Linked DNA regions of Mus musculus: region 2 is linked to region 1. A link is a loop called in an ENCODE intact Hi-C map of the cell type or tissue named here. Cell type or tissue: heart. All regions are shown on one strand. Links, peaks and the distances in the headings refer to the core of each region. The heading gives the core; the rest is flanking DNA. Region 1 overlaps Gm33054 (predicted gene, 33054). Region 2 overlaps Tmem108 (transmembrane protein 108).

Region 1 (8,340 bases), core at 24-8,023:
TAGCCCACCTAACCAAATTAGCAAGCTTTCGACTCAGTGAGGAAGCCTGTCTCAAAAAGGAAGGTAGATATAGCATCATGAGACCAGAAAGACCCAGAAACCTTCAACCCAAAAAAGAGTATGCAGAGGCCAGACCTAGGTCTCCTAACACATTTGTAGCAGATGTGCAACTTGGTCTTCATGTGGGTCCCCTAAGTATTGAACCAAGAGCTGTCTCAGACTCTGTTGTCTGCCATTGGATCTTCTTCTCCTACCTGAACTGCCTGGTTGAACCTCAGCAGGAGAGGAGGTGCCTAGTCCTGCTAAGACTAGATGTCCCAGGATAGAGTGGTACCCAGGGTGGCTTCCCATTCTTTGGAGGGGGTCACAGTAGGAGGGACTTATAAGGGAGGGACTGGAGGAGAGAAGGGAGGGGGCTGGATTCGTTATGTAAAGTGAATAAAATATAAATTATTAGGAAAAAAGAAGATAGATATGTACCACATACTCATTATCCATCCATCCATGGGTGGACATCTAGGCAGGGTCCTTTCCCCTGCAGCTGTGAATACAGCAGAAGTCAATATGGGTGTGCACTGCTTGGGTCTGCTGTCTTTGAGGATACTGTTCAAAAACACTATAATGACATCTAATACCTTGTGTGCTGGCTTTTTAATTAAGTAATTAGAAAATTAAGGTAGACATGATTTGAGGAAGATGCCTGCCATCACCTGAGGCCCCTGGCCTCTACATGAACCTACACACACATGCTCACACACTGAGAGAGAAAATGAAGGAAAAAAGATTCTTGAATTGACCATTCCAACACCTAACACACTTAAAAACAAAATCTACCAATGCCATAATAATAATTACTCCACTTTTATAACCATGAATAGATCCTATCTAAAGGACAATCCTCTTATTGTGAAGCTCTTGAAGTTGAGCTCAACCATTTTAACACACACACACACACATAACCTGTACAGGGATTTAGAGTGTACATTAGTCTGTTGTCGCATGTGAGCCAACACTTCCAGCGTCTCAAGGACTTGTTTACCCTGGGGCAGGGAGGAGTAGCTGGTTAAACCTGGCTCCTTACCTGTTTCCTGGCATGTGGGTACTGAGCGTGGTAAGAAACTGAGAGTATATTCATTTCAGTAGCAGAACAAGAGGCAGAGGCTGGGCTAGGAGAGAGAATTGCCCTGAACTGGAAGAGCGAAGGGACATTCAGCAGTGAGAAAGAGATCATTATGTCCTGCATCCTAGGACTGTGTGCGTTCCAGAAAAAAAGAGCCATATTGTTTATTGAACAAATATCTCAGATGAGCAGTATGTTTCAGATAGGACCACGGGCAAAGACATTTACGGTCCTATTCTTAACACCACCAGTGGCAGCTTCTTTAAAGCATGGCCCTCTTTACGTCCAGATATTTGCTCAGACCAATGTGACAGAGCCTGGGGCAGCCTCACTCTGATGAGGAGCAGACGTGCGGTATTTACAATGCTCTCACCCCATTTCCTCCCACTGCAATAGCTTTGGCTTTCTCTTGTACACGCTGAAGTCCTAAACTGCCCTTCTCCACCCAGTCATGCAAGGAAAAAAAAATCCAAGCACAGAAAGCTTTTGCTGGGTTTATACATTTGTTGACGATCTGCGGGGATGTGGGGAGGCAGGGAGTATTATACAGTGGTACCTCGCAGTTTGTCCTTCTCTTTTTGAGGCAGGGATGTTGTACAGTGTTACCCTGTGGCTTTAAAGTGGTTCCCGTGGCTTTTCCTTTACTGTTGTCTTCAGTCATCTCCCCAGGACATTGAGGACAGGCAAGAATTTGCGAAGATGTTCCCAAGACTCATACAGGTTTAATATATACACCTCCTCTCTTTCCTTTCCCTCTCCCCATCTGCCTTTAGACAAGGTCTCCTGTAGTTCTATACTCACCTCTAGGGTGTGAATTATAGGTGGGTGCCACTTCACCCAGTTCTGGGGGTACAGAAGATCAAGTATGCTAAGCAAGCACTCTACCAACTGAGTCCCAGCCCCAAATGAGCCCTTTCTCGGGTGTATCTATAACCGGAACTAGGCTTTATATTCATATCTTTTATATTGTGGATACTGAGAATACGATATTCTGCCAAGGTGGGCCTTATGAACGGCTCCCCAAAAGAGTCAGTTATCCTTATTTTTGACTTAATGGTTCCTTCAGTCAGAAGGAGTTTGTTGTTGTTTTGGTTTGGTTTTTGGGGGGGGGTTGTTTTCATTTCAGTTGCATGAGCTCCACTCATAACTATTTTGATTTAGTAAACTTGATGTATGTTGAAAAACCCCAAAGTTTTATCCAGTTCCATGAGTAACTCTGGTAGCCATCCAGGCTTGAGAAGTGGTCCTCTCTCCATGTCAGGAACCGGCAAGCTCACCCCACGAGCTTAACCCAGCCAGCCACTTGTGGCTGCCCATAAAGCTTCACTGGAATATCACCATGCTTCACTCTTGTGTATCTGCTAGGGCCAGTTTTGAGACATAATAGCAAAGCCAAATAAGTATGGCAGAGACCATACGGCCCTCAGGGTCATAGCTGGTTCCTTTATAAAGAAACAGGTGGAACCCTGCTTTTGCCTGTTTCATAACTAATTGCAGAGTCGTGTTATTATTTCTAATGGAAACTACGTACAACATTAGTGACTGGATCCTTTACTGTCACCTTCACATTAGAAAGATGATCTTTTCTAAAGTACAGGATTTACCAGCCAAGTTGATTTTTTTCCTAAGTTGTGCTGCCACCTGCTGGTAGAAGTGTAAAATCACAGATATATGAACATCCTCTATAGTAATCAATTAGAGTCTTATGCACTTCCTCACTTGATGGAAACAAGAAGACTAAAGTCATTAAACAGTTTTTCTAATATTTTTCTCTTCAAAGACTCAATTGTAGCATTTCCAGTCTATGGGGCACTTATTCCAAGGTGCTACAAATATTCACAATGGCATGCCCGTTTTTAATGTTCAAGTGCAACGCTATTGAAGACATAACATATCAGACTCATTCCTATCTCAAGCTGACGAAAGGAAAGAATACTCAGACATAGAAATGCTTACCAAAGGTAACTGTACACACATTGGAAATAAGAAGGCGGGCGGCAGAAATGAAACCATTGGTTTTCAACCTTGACTACCACTACCGATTAAATCTCCATGAAGCTTTTAAGAGCCAGTTCCTTGGAGGTTGTGATCTAACGGGTCTGAGATGAAGCCTGGACATCAGTTTTCTGTTTTGCCAAGTTCTCTAGGCGATTTTAATGAGCAGCAAGGCTGAGTCCTATTCCCCGGCAGTGTCCTGATAGGACCTACTCCAGCCATCGTGGCTCCCTGTTCTCATGCTGCAGATTTTGTGAGCTCTGTGATGATGTCTGAGGACCAGATCCCTACTAAGATTCAAGGTGATACAGTGGGTGCTGTCTGGGACCATGCTACTAAAGTCAGGAAGGAATTAGGTCATTCCTGCCCATGCTTTTTATGCAAACTCAGTGGTGCTGAGATTTTTAAGTAGGTGGAAGTTAATTAAACATGAAGACTTGAAGGGTCCAGTCTCACAACTCAATACATGTCCATTTCTAACAAGAACCCAAGTAATTCATTCATTATTTCTTTCTTCTTTCCTATCTTTCTTTTTCCTCTCCCCTCTGGCTCCATTTCCATCCTCTCCCCTCTCCCTCCTCTTTGTGTGTGTGTGTGTGTGTGTGTGTGTGTGAGAGAGAGAGAGAGAGAGAGAGAGAGAGAGAGAGAGAGAGAGAGAGAGAGTGTCTTACAATCTACTCAGGCAGGCCTAGAACTATTGGCAATCCTCCTGCCTCAGCCTCATCCCTCAGTGATGGAACATTTTTTTGTCCTAAACCACAACACCCAGCTGTCCCAAGTAATTTAAAACTTCAGACTCCGAGAACCAGCCAGTGTCATTTTCTCTGAGACGTTTTGAAGATCAGTATCACTATTTGTTAATTTGACATGTTACTCAAATCAAGTAGAAGCATTTTTTTTTCTTCCTTGGGAGTGAGAAAGAATTTTTCCAAAAGTTAGTGGCTGAAAGGAAGAGCAACTTCATTCCATCCCTGAGTTCGTGGTTTGCCTGGTGGCTCTGCTCACTGTGGGGTGTACTAAAGTCACTCGGTACCCAGATAATAAATGGGCTGCTCAAAACAGGCAAGATGACCTTATCACAGGTGGATTGGGAAAGGGTGGCTGGAAGTCTGGGCTGGGCTGTGGCTGCCACCTGCACATGAACTCACCAGAGTGAGACTGTTCATAGGCTTCCAGAGAGTTCCAGGACACTCTAAATGGAGCAGGCGCTCTCTCGGGGACTCACCTTAGAAACTGTCACAATGTCACTTCTGCTACAGTTTCTTGGTCAAGGCAGTGTCAGGGCTCACTCAGACCCAAGGCACACAGTCACAAGCAGATGGCTTCATGTGACACCATGAAGACTCCCGTATGCTTCCCACCCCTGGACCCCACACTGTTTGTGGTTAACACGCTAATGCTGTTGCCTGAAATTCTTCATGAGTTTTGAAAAAGGGCATTACACTCCTCTTTGGCACTTGGTCCCACAAATGTAGTCTCTTCTTGACTCAAACTGTATCTTTCAATGGGAGCAGTGTTAAAAATGGTGGCCAAGGCAGTTATGGTGATATATCTGTAATCCAAGCTCTGAAAGTGTGGGGTGGAGGAAGTGAAGTGAAGTGAAGTCCAGCCTGGGCTACAAAGTGAAACCCTATCTCAAAAAGCCCCTCCGTATATGCTTTTTTCAATAAGATTAATTTATTTATTTCATGTACTCATGTATTTCATGAGTATACTGTTGCTGTCTTCAGACACACCAGAGAGGGCATCAGATCCCATTACAGATGGTTGTGAGCCACCATGTGTTTGCTGGGAATTGAACTCAGGACCTCTGGAAGAGCAGTCAGTGTTCTTAACCGCTGAGCCATCTCTCCAGCCCACCTCATATGCTTTTTAAACTACACTACGGCCTGTATTTGTAAGTCAGTGAACAACTTTCAAGGGTCTGATTTTTACCTCTGTCGTGTAAGTATCAAGGACTGAACTCGGGTCACCAGTCTCAGCAGCAAAGGGCTTTGCCTTTAGTCTGTCCCCAAACCATCATTCTCTAATCGGCCACTGGTCACCTGCAGAGATTTCACCCTTTCTTGCTGTGTCTCTATGTTCAATGTTACACTTTCAAAATGCAGACTAAGGTAGGTAGGCTCTATTAAGCATAAAGAGAATAGATTATGAAATCTATTTCTGCCACGCTTTAGGATTAATAAACATGGCATGAAGCTACTACCCTGTCACGCTGGGTCCCGGCTAGCACCAGCACATGTCACCTTGGCTCTTACTCACTTGGACTCCCCACTTTGACCTTGATCAGTGCTTATCTCAGGTGAACATGCAGGCTCACTGTATGCAGTTATCTGATGAGAAAGACAGTGTCTTTGCCATTCGTCTCTGTAGATGCAGAGAGGTCCAGGGTCTCAGCAACCCTGGATGTGTGCTTGGAGCATCTACAAGGCCATTTGACGGTATTTAAGAGTGACCGTGACAATTAATCTAGTCCATGAGCTCTGTAAGAACAGAGTTCATAACAGGTCTTTCCTTTGCACCACCTTTATGCCCAGGTGGTATAGCAACAATAATAACCAAAAGGAAATCCCTCCTGGCTGGTAAAATGCTGTATTACTTTTCTCATTATTGTGACAAATGCCTGACAAAAAAAAGTAACTTAAGGAGGGGAGAATGGGAGGAAGGGAGGAAGGGAGGGGGAGAGAGGGAGGAAGTGAAAAGGAGGAGGAGGGATGGAGTGGAAGGGAGGAGGAGAGAGTGAAAGGGAGGGGGAGGGAGGGGTGGAAGGGAGGAGGAGAGAGTGAAAGGGAGGGGGAGAGATAGGGTGGAAGGGAGGGGGAGGGAGAGGAGTGGAAGGGAGGGGTGGGGTGGAAGGGAGGGGGAGAGAGTAAAAGGGAGGAGGAGAGATGGGGTGGAAGGGAGGGGGGTGGGGTGGAAGGGAGAGGGATGGATGGGGTGGAAGGAAGGGGGAAAGAGTGAAAGGGAGGGGGAGGGAGGGGATGGAAGGGAGGGGGAGGGTGGGGTGGAAGGGAGGGAAGAAGGAAGGGTTTATTTTGGCTCAAAATTTGAGAGTACAGCCCCTCTCAGCAGGAAGGCCTTGTGGCCAGACTATGAGAAGGCTGCTCACATTTCATCTGTAGCTAGGAAACAGAGAGATGAGCCCAGGTGGACCAGTGGCTTTCTCCTGTGAACTCACTCTGGGACCCCAGCAAGTAGGATGGTAGTGCCCACAGGAGGACCAGAAGTCTAAGGTCATCCTTAGCTACAAAGAAAGGTTGAGACCAGTCTGGGCTGCAGGAGATTGTTTCGAGGGGAGGGGAGGGGGGAGGGGAGAGGAGAGAGGAGGGGGAGGGGAGGGGAGGGGAGGGGAGGGGAGGGGAGGGGAGGGGAGGGGAGGGGAGGGGAGGGGAGAGGAGAGGAGAGGAGAGGAGAGGAGAGGAGAGGAGAGGAGAGGAGAGAAGAGAAGAGAAGAGAAGAGAAGAGAAGAGAAGAGAAGAGAAGAGAAGAGAAGGAAGGAAAATCTAGAGAATGGTCCTCAAATCTCTGAAGGAACAGACCTCAGAAATCAGCAGCTAGAAAGGCTTTGAGAACCTAGGGCAGTCTTTTGGGTACTCTGATAGAGCAAATGTTTCCCTTTGGATCTCATGGTACTAACTGGAGAAATCAATATGTAATCCTTCAACTTAGGAGAGTCCAAAGGCTAGAAGGGTGTCTAAGAGGTCAGAGAAAACACGACCAGCTAATTTGAGGGAAGGAGTTCAGGGCATTTGTGGGGGTGGGGTGGGAGTTAAAACGGACCAGCATTCCCAGAGTTCCTTGGAGGAAAGGCTGTTTGCTTTGTGATAGATATGAAGGGTGAAAGATTGGATGTCAGCCATGACAGTGCTGACAGCAGACTATTCTCAGCCATCAGTCTCCACCGGCTAAAGAGAGCAGATGGCTAGATTAAGTAAAAGTTTGAAGTTCTAGCTCCAAGGTAACTTAGGACAACTCCCCAGGGCCGTCCCAGCTTCAAAAGTCTCTGCAGGGTTGGCTGAGGTCTTTGCTGGGAATGCTGCACAGAGCAACCTTGCACTGATTCCCCTGCCTTGCCCCAGGTACCTACCCAGCATTCTCTGGTAGACATCTTGCTTGCTTATCTACATCTCAGAGTTGGCTTTCCAAGAATCCTAGGGATGCCTGTGGATGGAGTGAGCCACCAAAGACTATCTTAGGTCAGCCCAAGGAGGCTCTGCATGGACTGATGCTTAAAATGCTACCAGATTTCTTACAGCTGGGGATGGAGTAAGCAAGCACTGGAATAAGATTATATCCCCCTTGGGTAATGAGGCTCCCGGTAATGAGGATGATGGCAGAGAGAGTGGCTGGCATTCGGAGACTGCCTAAGAAAAGGGCAAGTATAAAGATTACCAGCACCCAGCTCACAACAGTGTTGAGTCAAAGCCACTGCTCACTTTTCTGTCCCCTCTAACCTGGGGTACCAATCTGGGATGGGCAGGAAGATAAGTTAGCAGACCAAGGACAACTTGGAACAGTAGCACGCGTTCCCTTCCTGCAAACCCTGTACTTAACAATTTTCTTCCGTCTAGAATAGGGTCCCTGGCATCCTTATCGCCAGGCGTTATAAAACCTGAGCTTATCAAGGATGGGGGTGGGGGGAGAGAAGGGTCGCGGGGGTGGGGGGGTTCAAGTGGTGATGCTTCGAAGTTCTTTCCTGGCTGGCATTATTTATTACATGTTTCCTGAGAGACACACTAGGCACTGAACTGCCTCCAGAAAAGAGCCCTTTAGTCAGGACCACAGAAACAGTTGCGGCAGAGCGGGGGCAGATGGGTATGTGATCTAGTTCTTGCTCACTGAGACAAAGTTCACGCAGAGGGAGCAGAGCTTGTAGGTTTGGGCCTAGTCTGGAACCTTCCCTTCTGGATGTCCGGATCTCCTGGTACCGCCCAGCTTGCCCAGCTCAGTCCTGCCGCCTGCTCCTGCAAAGCAAGTTCTCAGGGCCGCCAGCTCCGTGATACCCATTCCTCTCCTCCCGAGTCTCATTTCTCTCAACCCTCCCTTGTCCAGCTCCTCTACTGGTCTCATTCAGAAGAGCACGCCCCCGCGTGTCTGGTCACGCCCCCAAAGCCTGGCTCCGCCCCACAGGACTCCTGGCCACTCCCCCTCTCGTTGTCCAGCCAGGACCACCTCTCCGACTCTCTGACTGGTTTTCTCTTTCTTCTGCTGCTGCCTTACGCCCC
Region 2 (8,340 bases), core at 234-8,233, 500 kb before region 1:
GAGACACCATGTCTGTCACAGATGCCCTCTCTCCCTCCTCCCTGGTATCTTTATTCCTCAGAGCCACCAGACTCTGTCTCTGAAACATCAAGCGGGAAATGGCCAGGGCACGTGACGCCAGTAGAACCAGGTCTCTGAAGACACAGAAACACTTCAGAAGTGAGGAGGGGTGGGCGGTTCTTTAGCTTTGCTGATGTGGGAGTTGTCAGGGACAAGTGGTCACTTTTCACCTGCTGGCCTGTGAAGGTATCTGACAGCACATCACACACTTCACTGCCACAGACTTCAAACAGGGTGTCAGGGAGAAGGATGTCCTTAAAAGCCACGTCTCTGAGGGAGGGGGGTGGGGATCTGTGATTGGACCCACTGAATAGTTACAAACAAGCAAGTGAGATCAAAGAGACAGAGATGGTCTTAGAGACTGCCCGGTCATGAGGAAATGGTTGTAGAAGCTGGAATCGGAACCCAGGCATCAACACACTACTCACAAGGCCCGGGCAAGCTGCTTAACCTCTCGGCCTCTGTGCAGGCCAGACAAAATCCTGCATGCAGCAGAATTCTGCCCTGCTCCTCACTGCCTTTCCCACCTGTTAGTCTTAGTTTGCAAAGTAGGGAGTGGAAACCCTAGAGATGAGCTTCCCGAGGCCACTCTGCCAAGGCGTGCCTACTGCTATGTCCGAGTTCGTAATGCCCCTGACTGGAAGCCCGAGCCTGTGTAAGGTGCAGAAATCCTATGTAATGTGTGGGAGGCTCTGTGGCTTGAATCCACTTCTCTTGGGAACTTCCCAGCCTTTGCAGAAAGAGACTCTGGGCTCTGTGACTGTGACAGTCTCAAGGTTAATGCTCTAGTTGTGTTTAGAACTATAACTTCACTATTCTGACCTTTCGTCCAAGAGATAGGAGTCTAATATGCTCTCAGCGCAACATAGTTTACAGGCCTCTTCAACCGGCACAGCCACTGTGAGAGAAAGACATGAGTGTTCTTCCACCCACAGAAGTAACTGAAGGTCACTGAAGTTGATCAAGATCACCCCAGCTAATTACACCACCAGGACCACGGGTTGTGGTAATCTTCAAGTAGGTGTTGATTGTCTCCCGTTACTCTGAACACTAGAGGGAACACACAGTTCGGCCTTAGAAGCCCTCTGTCAGCTGCACGGTGAGTACAAGGTGTGAGCCACTTAACCATTTAGTTAAAGAATCAACCGCTCCATGTTTCCAAAGGCAACAGCCACTGAGACCCTATGAGGAATGAGTGGGGGGCTCCCTCTGTCCATAGTTCTAGAACAGCCCTGAGAGTTAAGCAAGCTCTCGTGGGTTTCCCAGTAACGAATCTTCTGTGACTTATCAGATGAGAGATAGATAGATAGAAGGATCACTGGTATGAAGCCGGAACCCTGCGTACTCTGTTCACTCGACAGGACTCCGTGGGCTCTGAGAAGTGATCAAAGCCCCACAGGTTCCCCCAGAAGATCCAACCTTTCCAAATACCTGCTGCATTGCCAACTGCCGGGCCAGAATCCACACGGGATGAGTGGCAGCCACCCCTCCTCTCTGCTGTCTCTTGAGCCCCTTCCCTGCGGCAAACCCTGATTGAAGACCCTCCATGCACTGGCTCTGATTTTCAAAGGTCTAGGGGGCAAGCATTGCAAGTGTGTGGAGATACGCTGCCGAAACCCTGCTGCCCCTTCAGATTTACCACCATCCCTGACACCTGCCCCAGGACGGACTACCGCAGGGCCGACAGAGCATGCACAGTCTCTTGGGATCCCTCTACAGCTCAAGGCTTCCACCAACCCAGCAGAAACACGCAGACGTTGTTCCACCTCCTTTATCTCCCATCTCCTTCTGTGTCTCAGGGCCTGCATGGCTGCGTAGGGCTTGCCTCGCTCACTCCAGCTCTCCCTGGGTGGTATTTTATAGTACAGCTGCCTGGCATGCCTGATTCCATCTTGGCATCTGCCCTTTGAAGGACCTGAACTCACACAGCAGACGTCTCTCTCATCCCAGAGAAGAGGAAGCGGAGGACCGCTGGCGAAGTTCACAGTCAAGGGCGGCCAGGGCTGGGTTGTGGGCAGGCGTGTTTGATTCCACAAGCTGGTTTTAGCACTTCAGGGCACTCCATAAAGGATTAAACTGACAGAAGACAGGGACTGGGTAGTTTTCAGCTCTTATGTCCTGGTTATAAGGCCACAACTAAGAGGGTTTAGTGCCCAGCTCCTCACCTTAGCATGTGGGGGTTAGAAGTCTAGCAGGGGGATACTACCTTACAGTCCAGAGATAGCTATAGTTTAGCTTGAGTGGGTCATGGCCAGAGTGACAATTTAAGGAGAGTCCTGCCTTCTCCCCACCACCTCCTCCCATTGGTCCATAATTCCAAAGAGACTACCCACCTAACTACACTTCCTTTTGCGACAATCTTTTTCTGCTTCATAGTAAGAACCAGTCTAACCCAGGTTTTCTTTCTTTTTTTTTTCCTGAATAATCACATCATTTATTTCTTTTTCTTTTTTTAAAATTACGTATTTTCCTCATTTACATTTCCAATGCTATCCCAAAAGTCCCCCATACCCTCCCACCCACCCACCCCCACTTTTTGGCCCTGGCGTTCCCCTGTACTGGGGCATATAAAGTTTGCAAGTCCAATGGGCCTCTCTTTCCAGTGATGGCCGACTAGGCCATCTTTTGATACATATGCAGCTAGAGTCAAGAGCTCCGGGGTACTGGTTAGTTCATAATGTTGTTCCACCTATAGGGTTGCAGATCCCTTTAGCTCCTTGGATACTTTCTCTAGCTCCTCCATTGGGGGCCCTGTGATCCATCCAATAGCTGACTGTGAGCATCCACTTCTGTGTTTGCTAGGCCCCGGCATAGTCTCACAAGAGACAGCTATATCTGGGTCCTTTCAGCAAAATCTTGCTAGTGTATGCAATTAACCCAGGTTTTCTTATGTGGTAATTAAAAAGCCATGTAAGTCCTACACACACACACACACATACACACACTCTGCATATACAGGCACATGTTTATGCTTGTATTCATGGTTAACATTCACTGGACAATGAGCAGAGCTAAGAATTATGGGTCCTAAAACACCCCTTGGAATATTGAATTAATGGTCCAGAGCCTGGAGAAAACCTTGCTCTGGGGCGAGTATCAAGGCCAGGGAGTGGCTCTCCTCTGTCCTATCAGGCTGAACTTGCACTGGTGATGCAGCACATCTGTCTCTGCTCTGGTTTCCTTATCTAACCCTCCCTAAAGCTCCATCTTCTCCCAGATGAGGCTGGGAGAAAACACCCCACAGTGTGAGACAGGCCAAGGGAGCTCAGCAGAGCCTCCACATGGTTCTGTGAAAACCCAGAGCACACACTGGTGAGTAATGACCACTGGCAGGCCCGAGGCTTAAGAGGAGGCAGCAGGACCTGTGCATCCTGATGGTGGCAGCAGAGACCAGCGCAGCAGCCACATGGCTCCTGGCCCTCGCTCCTAGTGGCCTGGAGCCAGTCAATTTTAGTTCTCTTCTGAAGCAGAGTTGGCAGCAAGTATCTGGCAGGGCTCAGGAGACTAACCACTCCTCAGCCCTTGTACACTGATGCCCTTCCAGCTATTGGGAGGGTTTGTGACGTGGAAGGCAGGTGAGCTGCTGACCCTCCATTGCTGTGCAGGCTTTGAGTTCAATATACTCCTCTCTCCCTCATTAGAACCAGGGGAATCATGAGCTGGAGAAAGCATAGCACGGGGCAAGCCTCTGCTGCTCTCTGAAACCTGGCTTCTCTCCCAGCCCCTTCGCCAGCGGTGATAAATTCTACACCTGCACTTTGGTACCAGTCTGTCTGCCTGGCAGAGGATGGAGAGTCTGCTGTAAGGTCTGCAGAGGTGCTCTGGGGTACACAGACAGCAGGGAAGGTTGAAACATGAGCCTTCGGACCTGGGAGAGCCCAGCTGGTCTGGTCATTAGATGGAGCAGGACTATGGAAACAGTCCAAACAACACCTAGGGTCCCGAGACCAGACTGATCTAAATACTGATTTAAGTATTTCCTGTATATTTAAGTATAATGGCCAAGGATGACCCATAGGGGCTATGTCTGTGACCAAGGACACAGATTTGATGTGGGGGTAGTCAGGACCCAGGTAGAAACATAAAGGAAGTGGACTCTGTTGTCCCCTTGGGCTATAAAAGGCCAGTGTGGACACAATTAGATCTTTAGAGAGAGTGTACTACCCCTGCCCCCCAGCACCTGAAGGCTCCTCTTACAGCTTCGACTTGTCCTTGGGGAGTAGTTCTAGGCTGTGTCTGCCCTGCCTTGACTGACGTCAGTTTTCTAACTCAACGGTGCGGGTGATGACCAGAGTCTCCTGACACCTCGGTACTGTGTGTCTATTTATGTGTTTATTTTCTTTAGCAAGTGTAGGAACAGAATGATAAGACAATCCTGGGATCCCAACTATAATCGAGGGCGTCCCAACTATAATCGAGGGCGACACGCATGGGAGATTAGAAAGCAGCTACTTCTCACGTGTGACTGTTAATAATTTGCTTACTAATACGTGCTAAGTTTTTTCAATCTCCTTCCTATTTCAGAAGCAGGGATCACAGCCTATGGTCCACTATGCACAGCTGAGATGGATGTACCTAGGAGAGGCACAGCCCCAGGGGGTTTGTCTCTGGATTGCTCCTTGATGTTGCGGTTCTTTCTGAATCTAGCAAGGTGTGAGTGGGTGTGGGGAGACCCTCTCTACCTATAGAGTCTGCTGTCATTGCTTCTTGAGAGACAGCCCACTCTACTGAGTAAGTTTCCTGCACATAAATATGAAGATGAACTTTTGTAAAATATCATTTAAATGGATTAATGATTTCATAGAATTCCTGATTTGATTTAAATAGTTTTAGGAAGTTACGGTAGTTGATAGAATGTTTAAGGAGATGGTTTAAGGTTAAGTTATGGCAGAGAGATATAATAAAGTTAGAATTAAGAATAGAACCTGCCTTCTCCTTGTAGAGTAGTGAGGGCTGCATAAGTTAGACAAGGAACACAGCAAGCTTTCCTGTGTCACAAGCATGTAGTGGTACTTGGAAGAGAAAAATAGGCTTGGGACAAGCTAATGATCAAAGAAAACATTCATTCTAGCCTGGCTCTGAGCTCCTGGATCTTGTGATCTAGGGATGCGGCCATAGGTTTTGTTTGCACCATGAAAAGACAGGGTTATGAGAAAGAGTAAATAAGTCTATTATGAGCATAAGAATATAGGATAGATGATTAGCCGAACAAGACTTTAAAAATAGTAAGACAGATGATCTGTCTCTTGGCAAATACAAATTGTCATCCGCTAAGCATAGGAAAACACTTGCTACTATAGACTGGCTTGCTTAAACTTTGCTAATCAATGACAAAAGAGTTATTGCTTTGGGGTTTCAATGAACTTGTGGGGAGATAGATAGATGAGAAATGTTTGAGTTTCAAGAAGAATACATAGCCAATAATCCTGCTGTAATGTCCTTTTGTGTAATGAATCTGTTCTTAAAGAATTATGTTATTGTGGTGGTTGTTTTTGGAGAATATGCAACTTGTGGCTATAAGGTAATCCTTTTCTTACACAGACAATTTTTGTCTTAGGTAGTAGGAGCTTTGCTCCATCCACCAAATGTGTGTGTAAAGTTGTTAGAGCTTGCTTCACCCACCAAGTGTGTGTGTGTATTCCCTCAGTGAAGTCTGCTGAATGATCAATTGATAACTCTATGCATCAAAGTCAGCTTTTGACCCATGGCCAACTCTATGCATTCCCTGAACTGGGTCCTGGAGTAGGAGTAGCCTTCTAGCCTCAACACAAGTTTTGTTGTTGTTGTTTTTCCCCAGCAAGCTGTGAGAGGGGATACTTGTAAAGAGGAGATGGGTGGAAAGCTGGCTGTGTTGAGGGCCTAAGCCTTCCCTGTGGCAAGAGGGAAGGGTGTTGTTGGCTTGGTTTCACAGCCTCCCCATGGGAAGGAAGCCTTGGGGTTTCATTTAAGACCAAGATGAACCCATAGGGTGATATGAAGCCTGTTTGTGAACAGAGCTGATGTCAGCACAGGTTCTGTTAGTGTGACTAAAGTGTTCCCCCACTTGGCACAGGTGGGCACGTGTGCAATGCTGTCCTCCTGGGGAACCAGGTGACCAATCAGAGGCCACAGATGTAGCGGGCTTGGGCAATACAGAAGAAGATGCTGAGGGTCATGGATAAGGCAAGGAAATTGCTCCCTGAGAGTCATTCCAGTGCCTCTGGGACTGTTAAGTGGACAGTAATGTGGTTTTGGAAGACATTACTCAGGACTTCTGGGTGCAAACGACAAGAAGGCAAACTTGAGGTCTTCAAGAGAGTGGGGAAGAACGCAAAAGGTCAGAGGACAGGCTGTGTGTGTGTGTGTGTGTGTGGAGGGGTGAGAAGCAGAGGTCAGAGGACAGGCTGTGTGTGTGTGTGTGTGTGTGGAGGGGTGAGAAGCAGAGGTCAGAGGACAGGCTGTGTGTGTGTGTGTGTGTGTGTGTGTGGAGGGGTGAGAAGCAGAGGTCAGAGGACAGGCTGTGTGTATGTGTGTGTGTGGAGGGGTGAGAAGCAGAGGTCAGAGGACAGGCTGTGTGTATGTGTGTGTGTGGAGGGGTGAGAAGCAGAGGTCAGAGGACAGGCTGTGTGTATGTGTGTGTGTGTGGAGGGGTGAGAAGCAGAGGTCAGAGGACAGGCTGTGTGTGTGTGTGTGTGGAGGGGTGAGAAGCAGAGGTCAGAGGACAGGCTGTGTGTGTGTGTGTGTGTGTGGAGGGGTGAGAAGCACAGGTGACACCTTTAATGGTAACCATTTGGGGTAGGGTGGAGCCGAGTCCAGCAAAGATCCTCTGAGAACAGAGTGTGACATAAGAAGACATAAAGGGGGGTTTTAAGGTTCTCAGAGGCCATGGTGGCAGGGTCTTGATGGGACCTGAGCATATCCTCTGACTCCTCTCTTTCAGAGGACAGGCTGCTGCAGAGAGGCGCTGGTTGCCATGGAATAGAGAATTGTAATAATCAGGTCCACAGTGCACAGAGCTCACATAACTATGGAGGTTAAAGCAGGCTGGGTGGTATCTGGATGGAGAAGAGCTAAAACCCACAGGACTCCAAGGCCTTAATTTAGCCTGTGCATTGAGACCTGTGCTTTAGCCAAAGCTGGTGGGACTTTCTGGCACACGGAAGCTTTATCCCTTCTTTCTTAGGTGAACGAGGAGAGACGTGGAAGGGAGGAGAAAAAAGAGACAAGACGGAGAAACAGCAGAGGATGGTGATGATTCTTCCAGCTATAGCCGGTAACTCTTCATGGTCAGCCACCACCCATGGTGTCTTGGTGCCTAATCAACAAAACTCCAAGCAGGAAGGTCTGCAGGTCTCCCTGCCACCTGAATCCTAGGCAAGCCACGTCTCTTAGCTCGTTTGGTGTTTCTTTCTATAACGCATGTGGCTGGCTTAAAGGTACCTGTGAAGTGTCACACACACCCCATCTCTTAAGCTCTAGGAATTATGGCTTTATGATCCACGGATATTTGAGCCATACCCAGGACCAGAGACCGGGATGGTCCGTGATTTCTGCCTTGCTATCTCTTTGTCAGTGGGGCTGCCTAACTCAAGGGCAAGAGAATGTGGAGGATGGGAAAGATGATGGAAGGAGAGGAGGGGAGAGAGCTGGGTACTCACAGCAGGAGGAGATGGGGACACTGATGGCCACGATGACCCAGGCAATATCCATCTTGCTCAAGCAGATGGTGGCTCTGTGCTGGGGTTTGTCCCCTTCAGCCACGTGGGAGATGTTGGCCACAGTCCCCGGCTTCCAGGTCCCAGCAGGGACCAGGCGGTTGAGGAAGTTGCCCGTGGCTGTGGACAGCACTGTGGAGAGAGGTCTGGGGCCCCTGTCGGTTGTCGTGGGGGAGGCCTCAGCCTCTTCCTCTGCTGGAGAAACAGTGCTTTCTGAGACCCCAGAGGGCCGGGTTGGGGCCTGAGGGGTTGCAGATGGTCCCTGAGGGATGCCCGGGGAAGGGGCTGAGACAGTGGCATCAAAGGCAGCCTGGGTGGGCCCTGTGGCAGCCGTGAAGACCCCGGAGCTGGCAGACGTGGGTCTGTCAGTGTCAGGTGTGACAGCAAGCCAAGAGTCACTGTGGCTGGCGCTGTCCTGCACGTCACCATGAGGGCTCTGAGAAGGCACTGGGGCAGGCTGTGTACTGGCAGGGGCACCTGTGGCTGCTGTGGCAGCTGGCTCCCCTCCTGGGCTGGTAAGGATGGGGCCACTCCCCTGGTTGGATCTGATAAAGCCTGGCTTGTCCTTTACAGGTACCAGGGAAGT

What was found. A loop is a pair of places that touch in the nucleus more often than their neighbours do. Peaks named below come from ENCODE experiments on the same cell type or tissue, not always from the same donor. Only the 100,000 strongest peaks of a DNase experiment are listed, where the experiment ranks them.
Region 2: it touches region 1 in a loop (7-fold over the local background); 37 of 42 quality-filtered maps call a loop at or near these places.

The regions. Positions count from the first base shown.
Region 1 is chr9:103,993,956-104,002,295 of GRCm38, forward strand. It overlaps Gm33054 (predicted gene, 33054), which reads right to left. Exons shown (of 2, transcript NR_168653.1): 2 at 7,805-8,079. Among named protein-coding and RNA genes, the nearest start is that of Gm33054, 4.2 kb to the right of the region's middle. In heart, for the core only: a CTCF peak has its summit at 2,771 (motif pointing left); no DNase peak of the experiment used is centred there; H3K4me3 peaks cover 561 bases; H3K27ac peaks cover 778 bases.
Region 2 is chr9:103,491,105-103,499,444 of GRCm38, forward strand. It overlaps Tmem108 (transmembrane protein 108), which reads right to left. Exons shown (of 6, transcript NM_178638.4): 4 at 7,698-8,340. Gm16252 (a long non-coding RNA gene) reads left to right here. Exons shown (of 7, transcript XR_003948081.1): 3 at 996-1,170; 4 at 1,422-4,791; 5 at 7,223-7,312. Among named protein-coding and RNA genes, the nearest start is that of Bfsp2, 15 kb to the left of the region's middle. In heart, for the core only: a CTCF peak has its summit at 3,442; a DNase peak (open chromatin) is centred at 3,427; H3K27ac peaks cover 3,352 bases.